Regions from separate parts of the Mus musculus genome. Here all the other regions are linked to region 1. The links are chromatin loops, found by intact Hi-C in ENCODE. Cell type or tissue: heart. All regions are shown on one strand. Region 1 holds the start of Lpar1 (lysophosphatidic acid receptor 1). Region 2 holds the start of Mir3095 (microRNA 3095). Region 3 has its middle 21 kb from the start of Mir3095. Region 4 has its middle 110 kb from the start of Lpar1. Region 5 has its middle 14 kb from the start of Musk. Region 6 has its middle 36 kb from the start of Olfr267. Region 7 has its middle 20 kb from the start of Musk.

Region 1 (4,000 bases):
TACTGAGTGATGGTAAGGCTTCTGAGATGGAAGTCTCCAGAAAATGATTCTTAGGTCCTGCCTCCGCCTACACTTCCAGGTGTGCCTTCCCTGCCCTTAATTGCCCTATGAAAAATCTTAGTTTGCCCTTGGAAAGTTACACTCCTAGCTGAAGAGAAATTTATAATCATAGCTCTAGGGACACAAAGGCACGCTCGCTTTGATTTGCAATTGCAAAGCCAACTATTGCTTTTCTATGGCCTGAAGTACAGGGCTGTGCTGGTTGAAACTTTGTGTGCTGCCTGAAAAAGTTTAGAAACTCAACTCGGAGGAGGCCATACACCAAGTTCTCTCTCCCCCCCCCCCCTTTCTTTTCTTGTTTTCCCCAGGCTCTGTGATGGTTTCCAGGGCTTTTCAAATGAGGAGGGGACAGCAACAAAGCATGCACCATGCAGGGCGTCCACCAAAGCTCTGCAAGAGGCCTGGCGCTGGGGTGAGCACAGGAGGGGCCAGGGGTGACGGAGGTGGGTGTGTCTGCTGTGGAGGGTCAAGGGAGCGCCGCGAAGGTACTGAATGAAAAGCTTAGGCTCCCCTCACCCCCACCCCCTCCCCGACCTGCAGCAGCGCGGGAAGTTCAGTGAATGACTGGGGGAGGGGACCACAGGAGGCAGAGTCGCTGTGGGTGCCACGCAGGTAAGGAGAGCAGAGCGGCTTGGGAGGAAAGGCGCTTTGGGGTGCGGGGAGTTTCTGACTTGTGCTCTGTGGATGTGGCAGAAAGCGCCAGAAGGAGGAGAGGTAAGGAGGCTGGCACCCGTGCCTCTTCTGCTGCCTGCCTGTTCCTTGAGCCCGGGAAGTTGGAACTGGGCGGCAGTAAAGCCCCGGGAGTTGTGACTCTTGTCCTCCAGCACAGTGCTGCCCTCCGTAGGCTCCGGGTTGTGCTGGGGTGAGGCTTGGGTTGGGTTGGCCCGGCGGCTGCGTGAACTGCGGAGCTGGACCTAGCAGGTAAAGACACGGCGGCCGGGTGTCCCTTGGCGCGGCGCGGGTGGCGACCGCCCCGCCTCCCATCGGCGCGATCGGCTCGCACTGTCCCACCACCCGCCGCTTTGTAGCCGTGCGCGTGAGCGCCTGAGTGCGCGCGCCCGCGGGCCCGGAGTGGGTGGGTGTGCGCGCGTGTGTGAGGCCGCCTGCAGGAGGCGAGGCTGCCCTGGCCTCCCGCACCAGCCGGTGGAACTCAGCCCGGGAGGGAAGTCGCCGCAGCCGCCCGGGCGGCCCTCCCGACCTTTGGCCAGGTCAGTGCGCCCCAGGGTCCGTCCAAGTGACACGTAGGTGGCCTCCTGTTGCTTACCTGGATCGGGTTGGGGACGCGAGAGGGCTGGCAAGGGGCTCCCCAAGTTTATTGGTGCCGCGTCCCCGACGACTTAGATGGCTCGGGTGTCCGCGCGTCCCGCGCTCAGTTCACTGCTCACCAGAGACTTTGTCGTCCCTTGAGTTTAAGGAATTTAAACTGAAGTTTCCTTGAAGCCGCCCTAGGCTTAGTCTGTACCTGGGAAATGCAAGGCGGGGAAAAACCTGATTTTGCTTGAATGGGTTGATCGGCTGTTTGCTCCTGTAGGGAGGGAGACTTTACTGTGAATGGTTTTAAACTTTAGGCTTGTTTTTCTTTGCTGCCATTTGGTCTTTGATGTGAGGCACCCAGGGCTTGTTGCTGCTTCCAGGCTGGGGCCCTAGACTGTCTCTTTTCTCAGTCCTTTCTTCCTCGTCTCCCGTTTTCTTTCTTCCTTTCGCCTGTGTTTCTTCTTCTTCTTCTTTTTTTTTTCTTTTTAGTTGAAATCTTCGGAGCTTTCCTTCCATGTGGGTTTCCAGCGAGTACTGGCTTGTGAAAAGTTTTACTCTTAAGCTATACCCATCGTCAGAGATACCTATTGCTAACTGCAACTAGAAGAAGGTAGCTAGTTATTAAAGCGGAATCCTCTATTCGTTTCGACAGAGCTGCGTGCTTATCCTTTTGTGTAAGTGTCTTTTGCTCACCTAACATGACTATGAAGTCAGAAGTCCGGGTTTCAAAGTCTTAGAAAATGGAAGAACATAGTCTCTTTCAGATGGAATGAATACCAAGGAAGAGGAATCAACATTACGCTTAAGGCCCCGTGCACCACAGCCAGCTGCATTAAAACACAGCTGTAATAGCATCTAGTTTTTGCCCTTGGTTCCTCCAGATGCAACATCATGAATAATAATCACCAGGGCTCTAATATTTTTTAAAATTCTATTTTATTTTTCCTTTTCTTTGGTCTTGAGTGTGAATTTGAGGGAAAAAATGTAGAAAGAGAGGGAAGCAGTTTGAGGCGGAAAGGCTGAGAAGGGTGACTTGCAGAACCACATCAGAGCCTCCTTGTACACAGCGTCCCCTAGCGGTGTACCCTGAACGGGTTCTGGGCTCCTGGGCTTGGTGTCCTCATCAGGAAAATGAATGGGTAGGATGATCTTTGCTGTTTCAGCCATCTTCCCTGTAACTGGGAACTAAGGGTGGGTGATTCCTCCATGAGAGACTAGTTGAAGTTGAAGAAGGAAAATGAAGAAAAATTAGTCTTGTGGGGAAATGGGAGGGCAACAGAAAGAAGGTGGGATGAAAGAAACCCGTCAGGAGGGGGATGCTTGGAGAGAGGGACTTAAGTAGGAGTTGGCTTTCTCTAGCCTGCCTGCCTGCCTGCCTGGTTCCTTTCTTCCTTCCTTCCTTCCTTCCTTCCTTCCTTCCTTCCTTCCTTCCTTCCTCCCTCCCTCCCTCCCTCCCTCCCTCCCTCCCTGACTTCCTTTCTTTCCCCTCGAAAGAAAGCAATAATTTCTTCTCCTGCCAACCTTATTATTACAAACCTGCGAGGCTGCTTAAATCTGACATGAGGTCTAAGTGATCCTTGCGGTCTGGCCTCTACTAGGCACCACCTACCCACCCACCCTGCCCTTTGCATCTTCAGCTCAGGGGAGCTGCCACCATCCCCCAAAGCTCAGCGTCCCTGTGAATGATGGTAAAGAAATCACAGAAGAGAAAATTTAAGTGGCAGCATGTCAGAGACGTCTGTTTCTATTCAGAGTTAGTATTCTTCAGAACGTAACTTGATTTTGTTTTCCAGGTTCTGTTATAGGTGTTGGTTTTTACAGAATCTGTTGTTTGACCTAGTGGGACATCCAGGGGACGAATAAATCCTGGTTGCTGAGTCTTTGAGGACATAATAACATTCGGTCTGAAATTTGTGATTTTTTTTTTTAGGAAAAGGGATCTCTTCAGACACTTGGTGTAAAAATTTGTGCTCGGAACAGAACACACCATGCTGATTTCAGTGGGAAGTTACAAGTATTTGACTCATAATGTCTTTAGAAGTTTAGTTTAAGGTCAAGTTTTTAATGTCTGTGCTTAATGTGTGGCCACCCCCCCTCAGTCCCTTCTTCCATCCTTTCCTCTCTCCCCTCCTCCTCCTAATCTGCTCTCTTCCCTCCCTTCCTCCCCTCCCTCCTCCTTGCATCCCTATCTCTCTCTCCTTGCCTCTCTTCTCCTTCCTTTCTCTCTCCTTGCCTTCCTCTTCCATCTGCCCTTCTTTCTTTCCTTCCTTTCCCTCACATCCTCTTTTCCCTTCTTCCTTTCCTCTCTTCCTTGGTACCATCAGGCCTGCCCCTGTGAGGAGCGTTATTTACTTTGAAGGTGAGGTATAACGTCATAAAACCGACCCATAAGTCAGTCAGCATCTTACTTTCTGTCTGGTTTCTTACTTTTTGCAAAGGATGATAATTTGAAAGGCTCTATGGTGTCAGTGTTTAAATATCTCTTAGGGATGTGTTAGAGCGTTGGGAGAGAACGAGACAAATTCAGTCCAACAAGCAACCATTGAATTCTTGTTGTAACAGATACAAAGAAAATGAAGAGAAGGGTTTAGCCAACGCTGAAGTGCAGAAGGTGGGACACAGATAGCTGTGGTGTAGAGAGTGAAGAGTTTCTGTGCCACATTGCATCACTATGTGCTGCAGAGGA
Region 2 (4,000 bases), 110 kb after region 1:
ATAGCTAGGTGTATGCTGTGGTGAGTAAGGAAGGCCCTGACTCAAACAATGTGGAAGGCAAGGACCAACACCTGAGATTGTCCTCTGATGTCCACACATGCACTATGGCATGGCTGTAACCACATTCACAAATAAGAGTGCTCATGAGCGTGCACACGCACACACGGACACATACGGACACACATGGACACACAGACACACATGGACATATGGACACACATAGGCACACACACAAACACATGTAAGGGCTGCAAAATAGAAGTAGAAATGTTCACTATTAACTAGGTGGGTTAAAATTGGCATTAAGATAGATGCTACGACACGGGTATGGAGAAATGGCTTAGCAGTTAAGGATGTATTCTGTTCTTACAGAAGACCTGGGTTTGATTTCCAATTCCCATGTCAGGCAGCTCACAACTCAGGCTCCAGAGCTTCCAGAGGTCTCCACACGCATGGTGTCTACTCACATGGACAAGCATACACATGATTAAAACTAAAAATCTTTCTTTAAAAGCTAGGCATAAACAAATGAATACATTATTTCCAATGTACAGGAAAACCAATTTATGATAATTAAGGTTAGTCTTCTAGGAAAAGCTTTTGACTCAAAAGGCTATCCCAAATTGGGACTGGCGGCACAGTCTGGAGTCCCAGCTGCTCAGGAGGCTGGGCAGGAGAATTGCAAGTTGAAGGCCCATGGGGGATAGAATAAGTTCAGGGCCCACCTGGTAGCTTGATAAGAATTTCTCTCAAAATAATATTTAAAGACATTGAGGATATACCTTAGTATAAAGCATTTGCTTAGCATCCATGAGGTTCTAGATTCAATCCCCACTGTTGCCTAAAAGCACCCCATGTAGTTACATCAAAATGACTTCATATAGTTACATCATATAGTTACATCATAATGACTCCATATAGTTACATCATAATGACCTCATATAGTTATATCATAATGACCCATGTAGTTACGTCATATAGTTACATCGAAATGACTCCGTAGCTACAGGACAATGGATAAGTTTTATTTTGTCTATGGTTCACTACCTGAGCTTCCTTTAAGATACGTTAGTTAAGAACTGATTCGGCAAAATCAAAATGTCCTTCAGAGATGGACTGAAATTTGACTGTATTCTGGGATGCAACTGGCCTGTCTGGATGGAATACACAAATTCGACAGCACTAGGGGGAAAGTAGCTTCTGACATCCTGATCTGAGAAGTGAAGAGAGTCAGGCCTTGAAGATGCTAACTTGGGTGTAGGGCTAGTGTAGGATTGTCCTACTTTGACTTGTTCCAAATCTGTGGAATTCCTGAGTATTTTTGTGAAAACCAATTTTTCCAGCCCAGACTGGCAATGCTTTCTACCCTGCTCACCCAGACTCTTGGGCTCCCTAGGAGGCTTCTCTGGCCCCTTCTTAGCTTTGGTTTTGTGTTCCATATGAAAGCAAAGAAGCAAAGATCAACCCATTAGGAAACAGCACTTCTAGAAAAAACGACTGATTCAGAGAGCAGGCAGTGAACGCCTTGCTTGGAGGGAAGGTGTGGTCACGTGACTGTGCTCTGCAGCTGGGACCTGTTGTTCCAAAGCTGCCCATTTCCTCCCTGACCCTTGCACCAGCATTCCAGGGTCTCTTACATTTGTTTTCGGGCAGCAGGCCCTCCCAGATTGCTTTGACAGACTATAAGAAAGAATCCAAGCTGGTTCAAGGACAGGCAACCCGCAGATATATTTTGAAGCCTCCTGCTTCCACCTTCTTTGTGATTGTGACAAGTTGTAGGGAACTTTCTATTCACCGAGAGGCATGGTTCCTGGGACTCAACCTTTGAGGAGCCTAGCAGGGTGCTGGACTTGCATTTTATTGATGGAAGTGGTGAGCAACAGTGGACAGCTTCTTGCTCTATGTTGCTGCCCAGATTCAGGCTCTACTTATTCTTGTTTTAGAAACTAGAGATACACATATACATGCACACACACACATGTATGCATACAAACACATATACATGCACACACATTCACACAGATATACCCAGACACATACACACAGATACAGACACACATACTCACACACATACATACATACACACTCACACACAATCACATATACTCACACACAGTCACACACACTCACTCACTCACTCACACACATATACACTCACAGACACACAGATATACTCACATACATACACTCATATACACAGACACGTACACATATTCACATATACTCACATGCACACATCACACATACATATACATACACACAGACACACACATACAGATATACAGACATTCTCACACACAAGCACTTGTATACACAGACACAATCATGAACACACAATCACACAATCACATACACACACTTATATACACACATAAACACTCAGACACACATAGATACACAGACACAATTCTCTTTATCTCCATCATTTCCATCTTTCGCTGTCACTAATCTGTATCCTAAGTGAAAACCTGACCGTTGAGGCCAGTAAGATTACAGTGGAGGTCATTATTCCTTATAAGTCTCGTTTGCATCATTGTTACATGTGATACAGGCTGAGAACCAGTTCTAGGCTGGAGAGAGAATGTCTTAGCCTGATATACCAGGTCTTCATGACCTTAGACCTCGTATCTTCTGCACTCCTGGCTTTACAATATGGAGCCGCAAACTGTATTTTCTCTCTTTCATACTGTTCCATACCACTTTTCAGGTTTGTGCCTTGGTCTGTAGAGTCTGCCATCAGAAGTAGGCCAGAGATAAACAACACCAAAGCAGCCTTGGCTCTGGAATTGTATATTATTTTTAGTTTCCATCTAGTCAAGTGTGGCACTAAGAAGCTGCAGAGCCACGGGGAGCGGTGTCACTTCCTCTCTTCCTTCCTTTTCTCGTGTTCAACTCTGAGTCCTGGGACTGTCTGGGAAGATGTGTAGCTAGTTCTGAGAATGCCAAGCCTTCATGGTTCGTATCATGCTCTCCTGCTCTTCCTCGCCGAGGATCCACCCAGAGCCCTGTGCACAAGCTTTCTCATCTGTGACACTCGAGATGGTTTCAGGGAGTGGACACTGGAGAGAGAGCTTTTGCAAGTCGCTCCTCATGCCTTGTGGGGTAGGAAGAGAGCTGTTGCTTCTCTGCTTCACAGATAATGAAATAGGGGTTTGCTCAACTCATCCACACGTCTTACAAGGACATAACCAAAACTACAGTCTGGACATAGCCTGTGATGCACCTCTGGAGGGTGACCCCACTCAGCTAGAGCTAAGTACTTATTTAAACACACACACGCACGCACACACATACACACACACACACACACACACACACACACACACACACACACACACACACACAGATGAGACTGATTCTTAGAAGCTCAGAGGGAAATTGGTGACGTGAGAAGACTTGATTTCAGACTATGCATTCTCTATGATTTAGGAGCCTGAACACCTTGGACTTTCCAGCCCCCTGCTCCTCTCTTATAATACACTGTTGTCTTTGGGTCAGTGTGATCCAGGACACCCCAAAAAGAGAAGGGAAAGGGGAGAGGAAAGGTCCACATGATCACTTTTTGTTCCTCCCCCTTCCCCCTTCCCCCTTCCCCCTTCCCCTTTTCCCCTTCCCCCTTCCACCCTCCCCCTTCCCCTCCACCCTCCCCCTTCCCCTCCCCTTCCCTTTCCTTCCCTTCCCTCCCTCTCTCCCTCTTCCTTTCCCCTCCCTTCCCCTCCACTCCTTTCCCTTCTTTCTTTTCTTTTCTTTTCTTTTCTTTTCTTTTCTTTTCTTTTCTTTTTCTTTTTCTTTTCTTTTCTTTTCTTTTCTTTTCTTTTCTTTTCTTTTCTTTTCTTCATTCATTTGTTTTCAGAGTGGGGTTTCTCTGTGTAGCCCTGGCTGTCCCAGAACTCATTCTGTAGATCAGGCTGACCTCGAACTTAGAAATCTGCCTGCCTCTGCCTCTCAAGTGCTGGGATCAAAGGTGTGTGCCACCACCACGCAGGCTAATATGATCAGT
Region 3 (4,000 bases), 130 kb after region 1:
ATGTTGATTGTGTCTTAGAATTCCTGCTGTCTATTGAGAAAAGCAGAATGACGTATCCCATTTTGACAGTGCATTGTTTCCTTGGGAGAGAGTCTAAGTTTCTGCATTATGTATTCTATTTCACTAGGAATGTTAAAGCTTAAAATATTCTTTCTAGTTAGTTTTATTTGATGTCCCCATTTTTCTTTCTGTAATTCTTTGAGACGTTATACAATGTATTTTGATCCTACTCTCTTCTAGCCCCGGACTTCTCCCAGATCCCTTACTCTCTTCCCTACCCAACCAACTTTATGTCCTTGCTTTTTGCTTGCTTGTTGTTTTAAAAACTCATCAGTTCTCATTTGTGTTGCTCTTATAGTCTTGGGTGTGTGGTCATCCCCAGGAGCATGGTTAAGTATCGGCTAGAACCAGGCTTTTAAAGAAAACTGACTCTCCCCCTTCCAGCATCTATTAACCGCTGATAACTTCTCAGCTAGGAGTGGAATTTCATGCCCACTTCCCCATACTTGGATGAGATTTTGGCTAGAGCATACCTGATCAAGGTACAGAGAATACATGGCTATCTGGTGGTTTGAATGAGAATGGCTCTAACAGGCTTGTGTGTTTGAATGCTTGCTCCCCAGTTAGTGGAACTGTTTAGGAGGACTGGGAGGAGGTGTGGCCTTATTAGAGTAGGTGTGACCTTGCTGGAGAAGGGTTGTCACTAGGCTAGGCTTTGAGGTTTCAGAAACTCACACCGTGCCCAATCTACTCCCTTCCTGCCTGCAACTTGCAGATTCGATGTGAGCTCTCAGCTACTGTCCCAGCGCCATGTCTGCATGCCCGCCTCCCACCTCTCTACCACAGTGGTCATGAACTAATTCTCTGAGACTGTAAGCAAGCCCTCAATTAAATGCTTTCTTTTAAATGTTGGCTCAGTCATGGTGTTTCATCATAGCAATAGAATAGCAACAAGGGCACCATCTTTAAGAACACCTTAAAAGGTGTTAAAATACATTAAAATTTGATGTTATTATAACTAATTTTCTTTAAACAATTTCTGCTGAGGACTCAGTGAGTCCTTTTGATGCAAACCTCTGTGAGCTCAAAGAAATGTACTACTTGCATTTCTTAAATTACACTGAATATATATATATATTATCTCTCCAAAGCATTGTGCTCCATTTCAGCCTCAGTGAGATGAGTCAAGCCAACCATTACCGGATTTCACCACCAACCTGGAAGGTCTGCAGCCCTCTTTTAACCCACAGAGAAGCTTTCAGCCCAATTCTTCAAGTTTGGCTACTCTCACATCACCTCTGGATCATTTCTTTGATTTCTTTTGCACCTTCAGACAAAATAAGCCCCCTTAGTCCCTCTAAGATCCAAGAGATATAATGTTGTCTCTTCCTTTTCATGGTCTGCTGAAGCTGGAGGAGGCAGCCAGACTCATACTCAGAGGTGCCTTAAGGAACCATGTTTACATTTTTTTCCCTATGTGGCTCTCTAAGCATTTCACCACAGGACTTCTAGAAATATATCTCTTCGATCATTCCTGTCTTCTTTATCTTTTAAATTTGGTAATTGTGATAGTGTTACATTCTTGGAACATTCTTGGGTACACACAGAACTTTGGCTACAAAATTTCATCCTTAAAAGGTTTTTCAGCCAATGAGAGTTGAGTTTGCCCTGCCTTGGCTAGTTTAAGGTTCCCACCTGCCTTTGTTGGAAAAAGTTAGTTGTATCTCCCTTCCCCCTTGGTACCCATACATGGACTTGTAGTTTATCAGACTGTGGATATATTAGTACTGGCAAATTACCATCAGAAGTTTTGGGCATCACTGTTCATAGCCTAACAGGAAAGGAGCGGTGAAGTCAGCATGCACCACAGAAATGGATAAGGAAAATCGAGATCACAGATAGAGAGACACTTGGTCTCTCACAGATGATGAGAAGCTTGGATGGGTCTCTCAGTAGAACTTCCTGCGAATGAAGTGATGGCTGACTTTTCTGTGCCTTCTACCAACATGGGAAGGGATTGATCTCAGGCTAATCTATGATCTGTTATAATATTAATCTGACTTCTTTATATGTTGTACAGGCACATGGTCCAAGAAGCTACTGAGTAAAAACTGAAGGTTCAAAGACTTCTCTCCAGGATTTGGTTGGCTCAAGAGACCCTTCAAGTCTATGAGGGAAGAAGAAGAGAGTTAAGGAATATAAAAAAAAAAAGAGTCCATATGAAAAGCTTTGCTGGGTTCAGTATGTACTGCCCCGATGAAATGATGGACTTGATAATGGGGCAGGACCAAAGGAAAACATTTATGCTTCAGAAGTGCAAGATACTGGTGGACTTTTCCAAGGCTATTCATGCTGGTGGGTAATATTGAAAGTGCTTACTGCCCGAGGGAGGCTTTGCCCACCCCGTGCTCACCTGCCCTGCTGTGGCAGGAGTATGAGATAGAGGCTCCTTTGTGGTTTAGGTTGAGGAGAAGGGGGACATCTAGTGGTAATTGCAACCAGAAGGTCCCTAGGAACACAACTTAGTGCCCCAAATCAGACCTCCTGACGTGACAGCCAGTCAAACATTAAATCGCTTATCAGGAATTTGTCCATCCCTCAGCCTTAAGTTTAGGAAAGAGGTTGCCCACTTTGAAGTTCCCCGGAAACAGAGTCACAAAGGCAGTGACAGATAGCTCCTATAGAAGACAGCAGGAAGGAAGACTGTATATGAGTTTCTAGGTTCTCTGCTTGTCTAAGAGTCTCTCTCTCTCTCTCCCTCTCTCTCTCTCTCTCTCTCTCTCTCTCTCTCTCTCTCTCTCTCTCTCTCTCTCTTTCGCTCTCTCTCTGTGTGCTTGTGTATCTGTGTATGTGTGTGTGTATTTGTGTATGGTGGCTAGAGGAACAGGGAAACTTAACAACAACAACCCTTATTAATCTATGTAAAACATTCACCATTTCACCTAAGAGAAGACTTTTTTCCTAATTTGCTTTGGGAGGATGGGAGGCAGGGATCCATAGGAAGTTAGTTCATGGTAACTCATGAGGAAGGCTTTGAACCAGGTACTGTTTGCTGTTGTTGTTGCTGAAGACCAGTGTTTGGTTCTCAGCTCCCACATGTTGGCTCACAACCACCTGTAACCCCAGGTCCAGAGGATCCAGTGAGCCTCATGGGCTTCTGTACATACATTACACACATATATATTAGTGAGGGCGTACATGCATGCACATGGATAAAAATAATAATAAAAAATAAATTTAAAAATAAGGAGGATTTGTTGATGAAATATTTTAAGGTCTTCAGCAAAGGATTGTGTATAATATATAGCTTCTTGTTTAATTGAGAAAAAAAAAAAAGGTTAGAAACACATTTCTGGCATATAGGTACAAGAAACAGAAGTCTTTTCAGTGAATCTGCACCAGAAGAACACTGGTCTCCATGGAGTTTAGAGATCTGGAGCCAGAGAAGGAGATTCTTTTATCTTCAGCCTGGTTTGGCGAAGAGGCCATGGCTGCCTGGAAGGGGTCACTATCCCCCCTGAGATTGTCCAGTAAGGCTTTTGTTTGTTTGATTGTTTTTTTCTTCACTGCTTGGTTTGGGTTCAATGATTGCTGGGAAAACAGTCTTCATTGATTTCAAGCTTTGATGTGCAGATATTGTTTTGTATGAGATAGTTACCATTTTCATAGTAAAGCTGCAATTTTTTAATGAAATATATTAAGAAATGGAAAGTAATTGACTAACCAGTGCCAAGTGGTCAGCCCTGAAATCATATAACACAAGTAATACTAAATAAACTCAATAGGCTTCATTTGTATATTTATGCAATATATATGGAACAATAACAATTAAAGAAAAAGAGGCCAAGAATTTGAGATGAAGTTAGGAACACATGGAGAGGGCTGGACAAAGGAAAGATAAAGGGAGAATGATGTAATTATATATGTTTTAAAAACTTTAAAGATATGAAAAGTAGGAAAAATTAAAATCTATCTCACTTACATAACAATCACTTTGGGC
Region 4 (4,000 bases), 110 kb before region 1:
CTTCCAGATAATAGCAAATTACATAAAACATTTCTAGGTCAACCAAGGCAACTGAGAAATTTTGATTTTGACCATGGCTGAGACAATTTGCTGTGGAGATGGCCGCAGGCACACAGAGGCTCCCTAAGCCAGTTGGGGGCTGTAATTGATTTCATATGTGCTCTGAGTAATTCCGCAGATAAATGTCCCAGAGGTAGGGTTGCTGGGGAGTGCCTTGGCTGTTTCTAATAAAACCTTTTCTTAAAATCCCAAGGCTTTCTCCCCTATAGATGCACATAATTAAAGGATTTGAATGAGATGTATTCATGTTTGTTAATGACTTTCTACCTCTCTCTAATTACGACAGGAACACATAGCCTTAACTAAAAGTACAGACGTAACCAAGAGCCCAGCAACTACTGGATATTCACATACATACATCTCTCTAGCTGAGATCAGATAGGCTTGTAAAGTCACTTTTATGTGTTACCATGAGCTTTTTATTCATGTTTACAGTTTTCAAAGTATACATCCAATAGTCTTTTAACATTATATAGTAACCCACCCCCCAGTTTTCCATGCTATCTCTAGATTCCTAGAGGTAAGGCTGTTGGGGCCACCACGGGGCTTGGGCAGTCAGGAATTGGGAGGCAGGTCATAGAGCTGGTTGACACCATACTCCGCTGTACCTTTTAAACAGCAGCTCCACGCAAAACTCATTTTAAGCTAAGCTTTTGCATCAAATGATTTTCTCTAAGAGAAATATCACTATGTGCAGCTCAGGCTGGCGTTGATCTTGCTGTGTAGTCCAAGTTGGCCTTGAAGTTCTGATCCTCCCTAAATAAAACTTTTGGAGAAGTGTTCTCATGCATAGATACTTTTGCAGTCACCATTAATGGCTGTTTAACCATGTTGTATTTCTTGCCTGTTTTTCATTTCTATAGCTGAAATAAAGTTATGGGCAGCTTTGCACACACAGAGCTGGATCCTGATCTATAATGCTTTGACTTAGGGGTTTTCAATTTAATTTTAGTGACATGAAAGCTGTATGCATTCGTTGGGAGCTGTCCTTTCTCGTTCAGTTTTGCTTGTATTGTGGACTAGTGTTATCTGGTGCAGTGTGTGCTCCTGTTGCTGGACAGTCATAGTGAGTCTTAGCTCCTAGTTGAATACCATGTTCATGAGGGTAACTGTCGATACTGTGTTGTCTGTGTGTGTGTGTGTGTGTGTGTGTGCAAGTCTGTTCATGCACATGTGTGTGTGCAGGCCAGAAACTAACATCAGTGTCTTTCTCTATTGCCCTTCACCTTTTATTTTAAGACAGGGTCTCTCATTGAACCTGGAGATCATCATTTTGGCTTGACTACTTGGCCTACCAATCTCCAGGATCCATTTGTCTCTGTTCCATGCCCCAACCCAGGGCTGTGTTATAGACATGTGCTGATATTCACGTCTAGTTTTTACTTGAGGGTAGAGGATCTGAATTCATGACCTCATGCTGTCACGGGAAATACTTTCCTCCCTGAATGTCCTCTCCAGTCTCATTTTACTTATTTATATATTTTGGATATCATATTTTGTGGTTGTATTTTCACATTTGAAAAATATTCATCCACATAATGTGCCTATTTGTGTGATAAATGCATTTTTGACTTCCAGTATTTTCAAGTTATAATGAGCTTATCAGAACAGAACTATATTGTAACAAGGAACATTTGTGTGTGAGTCCCTCTGTGTGTAATTCATGTATATACTGGAGGATTTACAAAGCTACGGAATTCCTGGGCCAAGAAACTGATACTATTAAATTATGCTGCAGAAATAGGAAAGGGTGGTTAGTTCTGCAGTGCAAATCCCTCACAGCAGTGTGGAAACTGACATGCCTGCAGAGCACAGATGGTGTTCCTCGGTTGTCTTCTGTACAACGGTTGAGAAGTATCACACTGCAGCTGTCTTAATAGCCCCTATCTGTCATGAGAGGCTAAATTCTAGCCATGTGCTTACCAGAGCTTCTTTCTTACACAGATTGTCTATTTCCTTAAGTATTGTTCCTCATGCCTGCTTCCCTGCATCCACTGCCTGCTTCTGTGGGGGTTACCTCTCCTGGAGAGCTTGCCAGGTAGACCCCCAGATACACCGATGTGCTTTGTATATGGAGAGAAATGGCCTTGGGCTTCATTGATGAATATTATTATAGCTTATAGTTAAGGTCTTGACCTAATACCATGTAACATGTTTCATGATGTCTAATTTATCAGTTCCTTGTTTTATGACTCCTTCTTTGGTCTTTAAACTTGGAGAAAAAAAAAAAACTTCCTATGTTCTTAAACATCAAACTATCTGGTCAACAATTTTCCTGAGAAAACATTTGGCATTAATTCACTATAATTAATTAAAAATTGTTGTTTTAAATATTAATAAAGCAAATATTTAATTATTGTATTAAATATTTTATTTTAATTAATTTAAAATTGGATATTTTATTTTGATCTTACAATAGTTATGTGTACATGAGCTGCTTTTCAATCACTGAGTTTATAGCTCCATTTGGGTTCTTACTGAATAAGGAAACAAAGATATTTATATTGAGATCCCACTGTCTCTATAAATTGTGGTTTTATGTTGCAATCATGCAGGTATATAAATTGTATGTTGCCTATTTTATTTGAAGGATTTCTCAGTAGGAGAAACATTACCAGAAAATAACTCATGGTTTGTTTTTGCTTCACCAGTGTGCACGTCATTTCCCCTTTCTCCTTCCCTTCTTGTTTCACTCCCAGACTAGAACTTTCAGGGTCATGTTGCATAGAAACACTGATTATGGTTCTTACCATGTTTCTGTCTTTACAGAAAATACATTGATTTCTTGCCTTTCAGGGTGATTTCCTAAGCTTTCAGTAGGTCCAAGCTTGTTAAGGAAGTTCACCCTTATTTTTCTCTACTAAGAATCCTTTAAGATCATGAATCCTTTTTGAATAATAGAAAATCCCAATTCTTCCATCTTTGAGATGTTTCTTTCTTTCCTTTTTTAATTTGTTAAACATGAATTGTGTTTTCTGATGTGAGCTCATAGAAACATGGATTCAATAAATTAGTTATTTGACGTATTGACAGATTTAATTGCTGTAATATTTTATTCAAGTACTTTTGCTTTAAACTAAGACTGATTTCTTCTCCTTCTTGGAGTGGTTTGTGCGCCTTTAAAAAGTCAAGGCTAAGTAAGCAGCCCCAACGAGTTGGTGCACATTCCTTATTCCCCTGTTCTTTGAAAAGTAAGGTTTGATATGTTTAGTCTGCAAGACCAGCTGGCTCTAGGGCTGCATATGTTTGCATATGTGTATCACAATAGCTAAGTATTCACAAGTTGTCTGCAGAAGTAGACAAATATTTCTTCCTATCTCCCCAAGCTCATGAAACTCCTCCAGCCAATAGCTGGGGCCGCAGCTTTCCTTGAGTTTCGGCTTCTGTGGTTTGTTTTAGCCAAACGAATACAGCTGTAATTGTGTTGTGCTCACTGTGGACCCTAAAAGACAGAAGAACTTCTGTTCTCTTGTGATCAGCTGTCGTGTAAAAAAAAAGCAAAAACAAAAACAAACAAACCTCATAGTAGATTATCAAATGTGTAAATGTGGTGGAAAGACAAAATAGAGAGAAAAAGGGACAGGGGAGGCTCAACCAGTCCCCAGACCATCCAGTTTCCTCACATGAAATGCCAGGTACGTAGTCAAAGCCACCTTGGAGCCCCCAGCTCCAGCCTGGCTGCTTCGTCAGCAGCACTTGAAGTAGAAATAGTTCATTATGAATTATCTGAATTTCAGAACCATAAGAAGCAATAAATGATTTCATACTGAATTTCCATATGTCCTAGGTCTGTTCTGGTCTTTGGTATTATTTATCTTTTCTGCCTACATCACCAACATTCTTAATATTATTTCATTGAGTCTTCAAACCTGGTTCATAAAATTTTCTTGCTCATTTTTACCATCAAAAAGGACAAAATCTATTTTCTCTCTTCACGATT
Region 5 (4,000 bases), 280 kb after region 1:
GTATGTGTGTGTGTATCTGAGGGGTGTGTGGTTTGTGTGTGTGTGTGTGTGTCTGTGTGGTGTGTGTATGTGTGTGTGTGTGTGTAATGGTGCATGTGCAGAGTTTGAAGGACAACATTCTTTCTTTCTACCACACAGGTCCTACACATTGAACTCAGGCTGTTTGGTTTGACAGCAAGCCTGTTTGTCTTCTGAACCTTCTGATCAGTCAGTCCTCTTTCTAAATTGGATGATCTGTTCTTTGTATAATGCAGATATGTTCCTACTGAGAGAGTGGAAGTAAAAGTGATACAGTTGACATCAGGGCTGGGGAAATAGTTTAGCAATATAGAATTTGCCCTGGATACCCAAAGACCTGAGTTCTATATTTAGGTCTACCATAGACAGTTGCCATCAAAACTAGGTCCACACATAATGATTGAGTACATAACATTATGACATGTAGACCTAGTCGATTCTAAACTGGAAAGAATTCGGTACAAACTTTTTAATATAGTCCCATATCTAATTAAATTGTGTTATAAAATTCTACTAAACCATGAAAACATGGGTAAATATCTTCAGAGGTTAGTACTGATGGTACCCAGCCAAGGAATCTCCCAGGGTAATTGAGATTTATTTTTCAACTGGGCTTCTGATTTCTCTTAAATTTATCATTAGTAGGATGGTGTTAATATGCTCTATTGGTCTCTTCATCAAGTGTTTTTCACCCACTCATATAGTTCATCCTGAAAAGAATGCTAGAAGACAGGGGCTAACACCTCCTCACTTCACAGATGAAAGGACTGAGTTTCTTTCAGTCAAGAAAACCTGGACCTAACACCAATGCTCTCAGCCCTTACCCGTGGATTCTCTCAGTCATGCAACAGATATTTGTTGTGTGCTTACAAATGTGCCGGGCACTGTGCTGGGTCCTAGGAGTCCGGTGGTGCTCAAAACAAGCACGGTGCCTGCTCTCTTTGAGGGTTCAGTAGGAAGAGCAAGGATTAAATACGGAAGCGCAAGTTGAGATAATAGCTATAAAGAGAAATTACAGGGTGCTCTGGGGTGCTCTGAAGGCTCCCTTCCTGAGATACGACAACCAGCAAAGGTTGCTCTGGGAGAGTGATAATTAAGCTAAGAGTTGATGGATTAGCCTAAGTCGATGAAAACCTGGGGAAGAATGTAGGAGGTTCTGAGAAGAGCATGGCCGAGTGTTTTCTAATCCTTTGACAAGCTTTCACAGTGAGATCTATCTTAGCCCCGGGTCATTAAAGATCAATTTCTCTGTGTCCCCCTCTTCTGACTTTATATTCACTACATCTGCTTTTAGGGACGGATATTTGCTTTCCATTCAGCTTGACAATAAGAAGAATGCGCTGACTGAGCAAGCCTTTGCTGCTTGTGTTTGTTAGGAGAGTCCTTCCTCCTTGCAACTTAGTAAATCCATGTTATAGCAATCTCGAGTACGTTGTCTTCTTGTGAAGTCTGCTCACTGCAATGGTCTAGCTTCTGCATTGTTCCTTCCCAGTTTCCACCAGCCTTCCCTTCAATGCTCCAAATGATTCTGTCTTGACCACCCTCACTTTTCCATGTGCAGCTCTAGAAATGGGTCATATTTCCTTTAAAAGAATGATGTCTTTAAACTGATAATCGATTTAGTGAGCACGCACTCCTTGATTATATTGATGGGGTTTAGTGTAAAGAGAATCCATTTGGAAGACAGTCTGAATGAAATCATGTTCGGAGTATTCGGGGAAGAAAACAGAGACCATCTTGCCTTGGCAGTCATGTGCTGAGTGACTAATGCTGGTGTTCCTTTATGAGACTGTTTTATTATAAAACTGTAGTAAACCGTGCTGGCATGTCCCCACAGCCAGCATGGAAATGAACTTACTCATAATATTTACTTCTTCTCCAGAGTGCCTAAGCAGACCTGAAACATCTGAACTAACAAAAGTCCTCCAACTTATAATATGTCCCAGCTGTTGTGAGGCTTGTGTGCGTGCCTCTGTGTGTGTGTGTGTGTGTGTGTGTGTGTGTGTGTGTGTGTGTGCACCTCGGAGGGGATTTCCTTGTATTTATTCATTTATGTGCCCTTTGCAGTAGGGCAAGCTCCGTCCGACTGGAATTCCATGTGTCTTTCCTGAGCATTTGTTATGTGTAGAACATTGGCTCGTGTCTAAAATGTCTTCCAAGCAGGACGCAGCTGAGAGCCATGAAAGATGAGATTGTATATTGTTTAGGCACAGTGATATGACTGAGTGGTATTTTCACAGTCAACAATTCATTTTTCTGCCAGTACAGAATGCCACATTATTAACAAGCGGGTATTATCTGGTGACTCTCATGAAAAGATACATTTGTATTACTGTTTTCTATTATTAATTGTTTATGAGCAGCTGGTTAACTTTTAATATTACAGAGATAAAAATCATCAGGGGCTCTATTAAATTTGGTTCTTTTTTTTCTTATCATCTTCTCTAAGTTGGGAGAACAAAGCAAGACAGGTCATAAATGTCTCAAATTTGAAAAAAAAATGTAAGGAGTGCAAGAAAAACCCATTATGTGTCTTTCCCACCTTCTTTCTAAACAGGAGCATTTACTCAAGTAACTGAACTTAACTCTGGGGTTACAGCAATGGGCAAGTCTCTGAGCAAGAAACTTGCAGCTTGGCCAAGGAGAAGAGTAATGATATCAACAATTAATACTGAGTGCAGGGCTTGGGGATTCAGTGGTAGAATGCTTGCCTGGCCAAGATCATGAGTTATAACCACAGCACCAGAAAAAGACCAGAACACAAGGGCATAGGTCAGCTGATGGAAGGCTCATCTAGAATACTTAAAAATCTACCTTCTTTATTCAGCTTTACAGAAACAGGGCACAGTGGGGCACATGCGCAATCCTAGCAACAGGAGGTGGAAACAGGAGGATCAGAAGTTCAAAGGCATCCTTGGCTTCCTAATACGTTTGAGGCAATCCTGAGGTCCATGAGACCTTGTCTGGGAAGTAATAGGCAGGTTGTAAGGAGGGAAGAGGGGAGAGAGGACAGTGTCAGAGAGGTGTGCTGAGAACACATGGGAGTCTGAGGATGCTCACACAGATTGGCGTTTGAGCTGAGAAGTCAACTAGGCACATAGGAGGTCAGGAAAAGGAGTATTTGGGGAAGAATCCCAGGAAGTGGATTCCATAGGATGCAGGGATATGAGAGCTATTCTTGCATGATTTTTCTTTCATTTTGTGCCTTTTTGTGGCTGCCAAGTGAAAGCTATATGCCGAAGGGTGCAAAGGAAAAAAATTAAAAGGAACAGACAGAATCACTTTGCATGCCTCATGGGTTATTCTCAGACCTCATGATATCATCTCAGGAGTGGAACACCTGCCTAATATGTATAAACTTCTGGGTTCAATCTCCAACAACAACAACAACAACAAATTAGAAAAGATAGAAGCAAGTTTTTAATTATGTGTAAATAAGTAAACAAAAATCTAAAGTTTCTAATGCAGAAATTCACCACTGCTATAGTGTGTTGTGTGTGTGTGTGTGTGTGTGTGTGTGTGTGCACAGACATGTAGTTTTGCTCCTAAGTCTCCAGGCCCTTCACCCTTCCACTTTCAGGACCTGCTATGGCATCAAGACCCTGTCTATCATTAATGATGCTGCAGCTTCCAGATTCTACTTTCCATGTAACTAAAGCATATCGCATGATCACATGACCAGGATGAGCCAATGAGATTCTTCATGCAAAAACAAAGCAAAATGTTGCTTTAGGGTTCATTCATCATGGCGCATGGCAGCAGCAGCAGAGTCTGAAGGATCAGCCATGGTGACAGGAAGTCACAGGGTCCAGCAGCTCCTGGGCTGAACTTGAAAAAGTGCCTCCCAGCCATGACCTTGTTTTTCACTCAGATTTCTAGTTTACGTATTTAGGCTTGTGGTTGATTTCTAGAGCTTCACACTCTTCTAGAAAATTCCTCATAGCATACATTAGATAGAGCTGGTGTTGGTTGTTGACAGTGA
Region 6 (4,000 bases), 200 kb before region 1:
AAATTTTTATTTGAGATAGGGTCTCACTGTGCAAGTTAGTTCTTGAACTCATCATTCTCCTCCCTCAGCCTTTCCAGTGCTGAGAATATAGGTGACATCATATAGTGACATCATGCTTGGCTTGAACTTTTGAGGATACCAAGATAGGAAAAGAAGTATAAACAATCAGTTACATAGTGGACATCAGCAGAATTAAGTCTTAGCAATAGATGAATTGGGTATAACTAGTATCCAGTGGGTTATGGCACTAATTTATAGCCAGTGCAAAATATGAGCATTTTCTTCATTTTATCATAGCCAGGTTTCTCTTCTGATATAACTGAGGTTCTAGTGATCTCTCATGTAAGAGTCACGGTGAAATTCAGGGAAACTGAGGACCAGTCTAAGAATTCTCCAGACTGGGGCAGTGAGTTTGAGAAAAGAAGAAAAGATGTTGTCTTAGTCAGGGTTTCTATTCCTGGACAAAACATCATGACCAAGAAGCAAGTTGGGGAGGAAAGGGTTACACTTCCACACTGCTGTTCATCACTGAAAGAAGTCAGGACTAGAACTCAAGCAGGTCAGGGAGCAGGAGCTGATGCAGAGGCCATGAAGGGATGTTCTTTACTGGCTTGCCTCCCCTGGCTTGCTCAGCCTGCTCTCTTATAGAACCCAAGACTACCAGCCCAGAGATGGTCCCACCCATAAGGTGACCTCCCTCCTTGATCACTAATTGAGAAAATGCCTTACAGCTGGATCTCATGGAGGCATTTCCCCAACTGAAGCTCCTTTCTCTGTGATAACTCCAGCCTGTGTCAAGTTGACACAAAACTAGCCAGTACAGATGTATACACAGATTCTTGGTGAAACAAGAAGAGAACAAAGACGTAAGAGCAGAAATGCATGACAGAGACTCCCTCCATCTTGGGTCCAGCTAGGGAAACTCTTTAAGCCTGGCAGGATGTTGTTAAGTGGTCCTTTGGCTTTGCTGAGTACCTGCATTTCTGTAGTACTGGAGAGCACTTCTCAGTGGTCAGAGCAAAGAAGACAAAGTCCGGACCCCAGCATAAAATTCAGGAGGAAAGAAGCACCATGAAATGCCTAGAACACCAAAGAGCATGGAAGACTGTGGCCAGTGGGTGGTCAACTCTGATGACGGGAGCTCTCCTTTGAGAAAATTTACAAAATGATTGGCTCAGGAAAATTTTGCAAGTTAATATTTCCTGAACTCTTGGAAAATCCTCCCCTCCTCTCTCTTTTTAAAAAGCAGCTATGTTCCAGAGGTGTTAGGTGCTCATTTCCTGACTGGAGATGGAGCTCAGCTGTAGATTGCTTGCTTAGCATAAACAAGGCTCTGAGTTTAGTTCCCAATGTTGCATAAAAAGACCCAGCACTCTTGAGGGGGAGTCAGGGAGATCTCAGATTCAAGGTCACCTTTACCCAATGCTGAGTTTCAGACCAGCTGGGTTACAGAATGTGAAGAAACGTGAATTTCCTTCTCCTTACTCTCTTATGTCCCCTTATCTTCTCCCCTTAGAAATGTGTATTTGTTTTTTGGAGTGTCTTACTAGTCATTCATATGCCTTCATATTACTTCTCATTTGAATCTGATCATCTACCCTATGGGAAGTTTATTATAAATTAAATATAAAGTTTTATATAAGTCAATTGACACAAAAATAAATGTTCCTATAATTTAAAAGAGTAAATAGGTGCTGGGGAGATGGGCTTATCATTAAGAGCACTTGCTGTTCTTATAGAAGGTCATCTACAATCAACTGAATCAACTAGAAGTAACTACAGTACCGGGGGGCTCTGACACCTATTTCTATCTATCCTCCTTGGGCATCTGATAACACATATCAGAGAGAGAGAGAGAGACAGACAGAGACAGAGACAGACAGAGAGAGACAGAGAGAAACAGAGAGATCAATTATTTTGGTGGGGTTCATGCTAATTTTTATATTCACACTAGGGGGCACTGTGTAGTTATTAAGGCCCTTAGTGTGTTTGCTGTTTTATACTAATGTTGAATTCGAAACTCCTTTATGTCAGTATTTTACTTTCTGTGATAACAGTAGGATATGAAAATGTGTGTTTTTTTCTTCTATAACAGAAAACCAAACCAAACCTAACCAGAATTAAAACAGTGCCTGCTGTTAGGAGAAATGTACATTTGCAAGAGTATGGATTTCTCTTGGCTGTTTTTTTTTCTTTTTTGGTTATAAATTCACATTAGTTGATACAGCCAATATACAAACCACAGTTGTAGCAACCGGAGGAAGAAACAGGATATGACCCCTTCTGTAAGATGCTCATAATATCCCCAAGGAGGCTGGTTAAAATTCCATCTCTCTGCAGCTTAGTCAGAACCCGCTCTTCCGCTCCTGTTTTGGAATGGTTAGAGCCGAGGCTGAAAAGTTACAGAACAACAGCTTCGTGGCTAGATGTCACGTGTTTCTTCATAGAACAAGTTCTCCGGGATCGCCTTGTGACCTGCCCCAGTGCTGCTCAGCCCTTGACCGCAGTCTTGCTGGGGCCCAATCTCTGTTGGGCTGAGGAGGATTCGGGTTCCAAGTCTCCTGCTGTCCAGCTTTGTCATCAAATCAGCCACAAGGCTTTGTCCAGGATCACGGCATACCATAGAAAATGTAAACTATGAATTAGGGAGATTTGAGTTCTCCTATAGACAAATTTAACCTAGCATTGAAACTGCTTTCAAGATTATTTAAGCTATACCTCAAAATATTCTTAAACTTAATTTTATTTGTATACACACTTCATTCAATTATGTTACTTAATATTTTAGAAATGATGTGTCCTCGTTAATTTTCATGTATAATATTTATTAAAAACACATATTGTCTATAGGCTTGCTGCTTATATGGTTGTTATTTGTGACCTTGACCCAAGGTCCGTTCGCTCTGCACTGAAGACCAGATTTACCAGGGGCTTGCACCTGACTGCAGAGTTTGCAAATCCTGGGGCTGTCTTGGGCAAAGCATTTGATTCTCCCAGCTCCGTCCTGATGAGAGTAATAATACCTTCAACATGGTCACTTCACACAGATTAAATGCACGAAAGTGACAAAGTTGGCAAAGTATCTAAAGGACTGTTCTGTGCTCCCATTGCGTCTAATTTCATACCATCAACACACGAGAGCTGCAATAAAAGTTGTGTAGTTAAATGTTCTAAGATCACCCTGAGGCGGAAACACATTTCTTGCATAATGGTGTCAACAGAAAAGTGTATTTACTATTCAGAATGCAAAATAAATTCAAATGATTTTCAATAAATGTTGCATGCTAGAATGTTTTTTTTTTAACTTAAACAATAAGTAGTGTTGGGATTTGAACTTAGGACCACGTGTGTGCTCAGCATGTACTCTACCACTGACCTGGATACCAGGTTCCCAGAAGAGCATTTTGATTCATTTTGTGAATGGTTTGAACAAAAGGAATAAACCAAATAACAGAAGTATGACCTATATTTTCTCAGTGCTTCAAATGCATGTTGCTTAACAAACCACTTTGTGAAGTCCAGTCATTTTCGAGGACTATAGGGAGGTTCCTCAGAAGAGTAAAGAAATAATTGCTGTAACCCAGCAACCCTACTTCTGCGCCTATTTCCAAAGGATTTGAAATCAGTTTGTTGAAGAGATGCCTGATCACCCAAATTAACTATAACACCACACACAACAGCCCAGCCATGGATCCAACCCAAGCGTCATTATGGTTTATATAACAGGATACTCTTTTGCCATCAAAAAGTAGAGAAGTCTTTATTCATCCATAAAGAGAGAAATTATGTCATTTGTTAGAAAATGGATGAATCTGGAGATCAACATATTAAGCAAAGTTGAAGCCAAACTCAGAGAGACAAATATTGCTTGTTTTCTCTTACTTTTTTGGAACATACACACACACACACACACACACACACACACACACACACACACACACACACATTTACTTGTTTTTATTGTGTGAGGGGGTGTTCATATGTCATAGTATTCACATGG
Region 7 (4,000 bases), 290 kb after region 1:
ACAAGGAAGTTAAACCCAAAGCACTCATAGCCCCCAGTCTTCCTGGCAGGTCCTGTAGGGTGCCTGTGTGCTTGATTGGCAGGGTCTAGTACAGCCTGAGGGCTCGGTCCTATCCAGATGTGTCAAAGTTTTATTAGGAACACCTGGGTCCCTAGGACACCCTACTGGGTTACCAGGAAATTTGGGTAGGAATGGGTTGGTAACCTTCATACTTTACAAAATCAGCGCTGCTGATAAAAGAAGTGAAACTTTGAAAGGCTGGAGTCCTGCACCTGTCCTGGTCGCTATTAGCTAGCTGCATGGGAACAGCCAAGAGAGCTGTCAGGAGGCCTGTAGACCTAAGCCAGCTGTGCCCCATGGGGATTTAGAGCACAGCTGTGCACGTGCCTAAATTCCATTTCTCAGGTGGCGTAAGTAAATGTCTCTGAAATATGCAGCATGACCTGTGGGTACCACTCTCTGTCTCTCTGCGTATGTAGTGCAGCAGGCGTCAGAACCTTCTTAGGGAGCCTGAAGTGAGGACCAAGGTCTTAGGTGAGGTCAGGGTCCAGTTGTTTACTGGGATTCCAGTATTCGCATGAGCCCATGAATGTGGTACGAGGACGGTAGAAAGTGGGCTGGGGATGGTTGACAAGTTTGTTTTGCCAGGAAGGAGGTGGTGTAAGGGGACATGCTTAGCTCTGTGACTGCTCTACCAACCTCCTTTATCCCAGAGGGACACTCGGATCCAGAGGACACAAGCTAAATGGGACATCAATTGACCTGATTCACCTTTAAAAACTAAAATTAGAAAACTAAGTGTTCTAATGATAATTATTGTTATCAATGGCATGAACAGGGCCTCATTTATAGGCGGAGATAGTAGAAATATTTGTTTGCAACAGGGCCTTACTACACAGCCCTGGCTGACCTGAACTTCTCATGGAGACCAGGCTGCCCTGGAACTCACAGAGATCTAACTGCCTCTGCCTCTTGAGTGCTGGGATTAAAGGTGAGCCCCGCCATGCCTGGCCTACTTAGAGAGTCAATACTGTTAGGCCAACCAACCAACCAACCCCGTATTCAGGACTCTGTAATACACAGATCTGCAGATTTCCATCTTTATTTTTACTATTATGAATTAGTCACCTTAGGTACACATTGTGATGCTTGGTGCCCAAGTTATGGTGTTATTTTTAATCTATACCCCATAAAGTCGTAATACATGGGGTTATAGGCCTGAGAGACTTTTGGAAAAGGTGGGGAACATGAAGAAAACCCTCTAAGTTGATGAAAAGATTGAAAATTTCAATCACTCTCAAACGTACAAGTTTCCAGGTCCTTTTCTGTAATCATTTTGAAATAATTCCTTAAGTTTTCAGAGCATATCCTATAAATATGAAATATGTTCCTCACAACTAGGGAATTACCAGAAGGAGTTCAGGAAGTGCTATTTATGAATATAAGATATTAGAAGCAACCTACGTTTCCTGTTAACATGTCATTTCTTGGCTAAATTATGATATATTTATACAGACCTAGTAAGTCACGTTGCTGAGGAAGATGTAATTACACGGTGATCTGTTGATAATAGAGTGTTTTTTTTGAAAACCTAATAAGCTTCTCTGGGTTCTCTTCTCATCAAATGCATTTACATGAAAATTGGCAATATAAACATGTTGCTATTGGTTTCTTATCAAATTATACTTCATTTCCTCAATTTTTACCACCCATATTTGGAATGAAAATAGCCAACTGTTAATCATTTTAAATGTATTATTTCTGAATTTTATGCGGCCAACTAGGGTTCCTTCAGGTTGGCGGCGCCATCTGCTGATCAACTCGTACACGTAGAGTACAGAGGAAGCCAGTATGTATCAAAACCAAACGAAAAGGATTGAGAAGAAAAGTGGGGAAGAAGCAGGAATCCTGTGGAAGGCTGACATAATTTAACCCTTGCATGGGTACCACTAACGCCCCTCAGCACAGTTGAGCATAAGCTTCATTGTTTATCTTTTTGCTGGGCCTTGTTACTGGACCATCTTTAATTCACAGTTCATGGATGCTGTCAAAGACAGAATAGGAGCTACAGTCAGGAGTGCAGGTGAGAGAGCAAACTGTAATGACCAGTAGGTCCGAGGCCCAGGGTAAAGAAAAAGAGCCAAATAAAAGATGTGCGTGTGGGAAGGGGCGCGTCAGACTGGCTCAGATGTAAGGTCACGAATGGGGAGAATTCTTCAGCACAGGAAACTAGAACAGAAGATCCTGATGGGTGTTTTCTGTAGGCTGGAGCATCCGACACAAACAAGTGTGCCAATAGCTTATAGGGAGTAATGAGAGGTGTTATTTCTGCTTACTTATTATAGATCACCTATATTTTTTGTTCACAGAGATATAATAAATGATTTGTCCAACACTTTCTCAATTCCCAGGGACACTATGTTTACAATAATTCTCAAACCTGTCCACCTTGCTAAGGAGGGCAGATCCACTAATGTATTAGTACTAATGCACAATAAACTTGTCAGTAGTCAATAGCGCCTTGTGGTGGTTTGAATGAGGATGCCCTTAGGCTTCGTATATTTGCATGTTTGGTTCCCATCTAGGCTGTTTGGGAAGACTTGGGAAGTGTGGCCTTGTTGGAGGGGTTGTGGGCTTGAAGAAGGTGTGTCACTAGGGGTGGGTTTTGAGGTTTCAAAAACCTACACCAGGCCTAGTGTTGCTCTTTTTGCCTCCTGCCTGCAGATCAGGATGTAAGCTCTCAGTTACTGCTCCAGCACCGTGCCTTCCTCCCTGCCACCATGCTCCCTGCCAATTAAATGCCTCCTTTTATACGTAGTCACAGTCATGGGTTTCTCTTCACGGAAACAGAACAGTGGCTAAACTTCATCTTAGCAACTCTGACATCCATTCTACAGCTTTACAAAGGCCCCAGGTCACAGGTGTTATAATTGCCCCTACATAACACAGGCATACTTATGTATTTGCAGTCTCCTGTCCCCTTGCTAGCTCCACATGGTAGTAAGCAGTGATTTTGTACCTCACCAGTATGATCCCTTCTGTGTGCAGATGCCCTCTGATGCCTCCAGCCATCTATTACGGAAGACTACTTTTTTAGAATTCTCAGCTGTATGTCCATTCACTTTATAGAAAAGATAGGTGTGAGCCTGTATTAGGAGTAGATCGTGGACTGGTCTCTGTTGGTAGGGTGCTTGCCTAGTATGCACAAAGATTTGGATTCGATCCACACCACAGCATCAAGCTAGGATTGATGGTGACAGACTCACAATCTCAGCACTCAGGGATATGCTCAGCCTTGACAGAGAGGTACAGATAGACAGACAGACACAGACAGACAGAGAGTAGGCTTGTACAAACCCATGCATGTGCGCGTGTGCACACACACACACACACACACACCACACACACAGGCCTGGTCTGTTTCTGTGACCTGTAAGCAGAATTTACTATGAAGCATCCTGGTTGACTCTATGGAGTTGTTCTCTTTAAAAAAAATATATAATGCTGGGGCTGGACAGATGACTCAGGGGTTAAGAGCAGTGGCTGCTCTCCCGTAATCCGTACCACCCAGCTCACAACCATCTGTCACCTCAGTGCCAAGGGATCCATTGCCCTGTTATGGACGTCTCGACATCAGGCACTCACATGGTGCAGAGCCATATATATATAGCTGAAACATACATGCACGTAAAATAAATGATAAATAAATAAATAAACAAACAAATAAAGCGTACAGGTGAGGTTGAGCCTTGACATGCTAATCCAGGGCCTGACACCTAAGCTAGGCCAGGAGGGATGAAGCAGCAGGATGTGATCATCTTCATGTGGAATTTCCTCACACACGTGCCTCCACACCGGGGCAGTCTGATGATTGTAAAGCAACTGGACAGCACACGTAGATTGGGAGTCATATGAAATGCATGACGTGAAGAATCTGGTGGCTGTTTCTTGGGCAGGAGGAGTATAAGGCTTGGCTTGATTGACCATAAAAGTTCTACTT

The links. A loop is a pair of places that touch in the nucleus more often than their neighbours do. Peaks named below come from ENCODE experiments on the same cell type or tissue, not always from the same donor. Only the 100,000 strongest peaks of a DNase experiment are listed, where the experiment ranks them.
Region 2: it touches region 1 in a loop (2.1-fold over the local background); 2 of 42 quality-filtered maps call a loop at or near these places.
Region 3: a loop joins it to region 1, with 2.7 times the contacts of the local background. A loop is called at or near these places in 9 of 42 quality-filtered maps.
Region 4: a loop joins it to region 1, with 2.4 times the contacts of the local background. A loop is called at or near these places in 2 of 42 quality-filtered maps.
Region 5: a loop joins it to region 1, with 6 times the contacts of the local background. A loop is called at or near these places in 14 of 42 quality-filtered maps.
Region 6: a loop joins it to region 1, with 5 times the contacts of the local background. A loop is called at or near these places in 19 of 42 quality-filtered maps.
Region 7: it touches region 1 in a loop (4-fold over the local background); 14 of 42 quality-filtered maps call a loop at or near these places.

The regions. Positions count from the first base shown.
Region 1 is chr4:58,550,402-58,554,401 of GRCm38, reverse strand. It overlaps Lpar1 (lysophosphatidic acid receptor 1), which reads left to right and starts at 1,109. Exons shown (of 4, transcript NM_172989.1): 1 at 1,109-1,268. In heart, CTCF peaks have their summits at 1,150 and 2,402; DNase peaks (open chromatin) are centred at 531, 1,121 and 2,391; H3K4me3 peaks cover 2,877 bases; H3K27ac peaks cover 2,281 bases.
Region 2 is chr4:58,440,099-58,444,098 of GRCm38, reverse strand. All of the region lies in intron 3 of Lpar1 (lysophosphatidic acid receptor 1), which reads left to right. Mir3095 (microRNA 3095) reads left to right here and starts at 3,001; the gene lies at 3,001-3,087. In heart, no CTCF peak of the experiment used is centred here; a DNase peak (open chromatin) is centred at 1,528.
Region 3 is chr4:58,417,900-58,421,899 of GRCm38, reverse strand. No RefSeq gene overlaps it. Among named protein-coding and RNA genes, the nearest start is that of Mir3095, 21 kb to the left of the region's middle. In heart, a CTCF peak has its summit at 2,487; no DNase peak of the experiment used is centred here.
Region 4 is chr4:58,659,966-58,663,965 of GRCm38, reverse strand. No RefSeq gene overlaps it. Among named protein-coding and RNA genes, the nearest start is that of Lpar1, 110 kb to the right of the region's middle. In heart, no CTCF peak of the experiment used is centred here; a DNase peak (open chromatin) is centred at 1,985.
Region 5 is chr4:58,269,853-58,273,852 of GRCm38, reverse strand. No RefSeq gene overlaps it. Among named protein-coding and RNA genes, the nearest start is that of Musk, 14 kb to the left of the region's middle. In heart, no CTCF peak of the experiment used is centred here; a DNase peak (open chromatin) is centred at 1,862.
Region 6 is chr4:58,747,670-58,751,669 of GRCm38, reverse strand. No RefSeq gene overlaps it. Among named protein-coding and RNA genes, the nearest start is that of Olfr267, 36 kb to the left of the region's middle. In heart, a CTCF peak has its summit at 1,958 (motif pointing right); a DNase peak (open chromatin) is centred at 2,419.
Region 7 is chr4:58,264,314-58,268,313 of GRCm38, reverse strand. It overlaps the pseudogene Gm30907. Among named protein-coding and RNA genes, the nearest start is that of Musk, 20 kb to the left of the region's middle. In heart, a CTCF peak has its summit at 1,812 (motif pointing left); no DNase peak of the experiment used is centred here.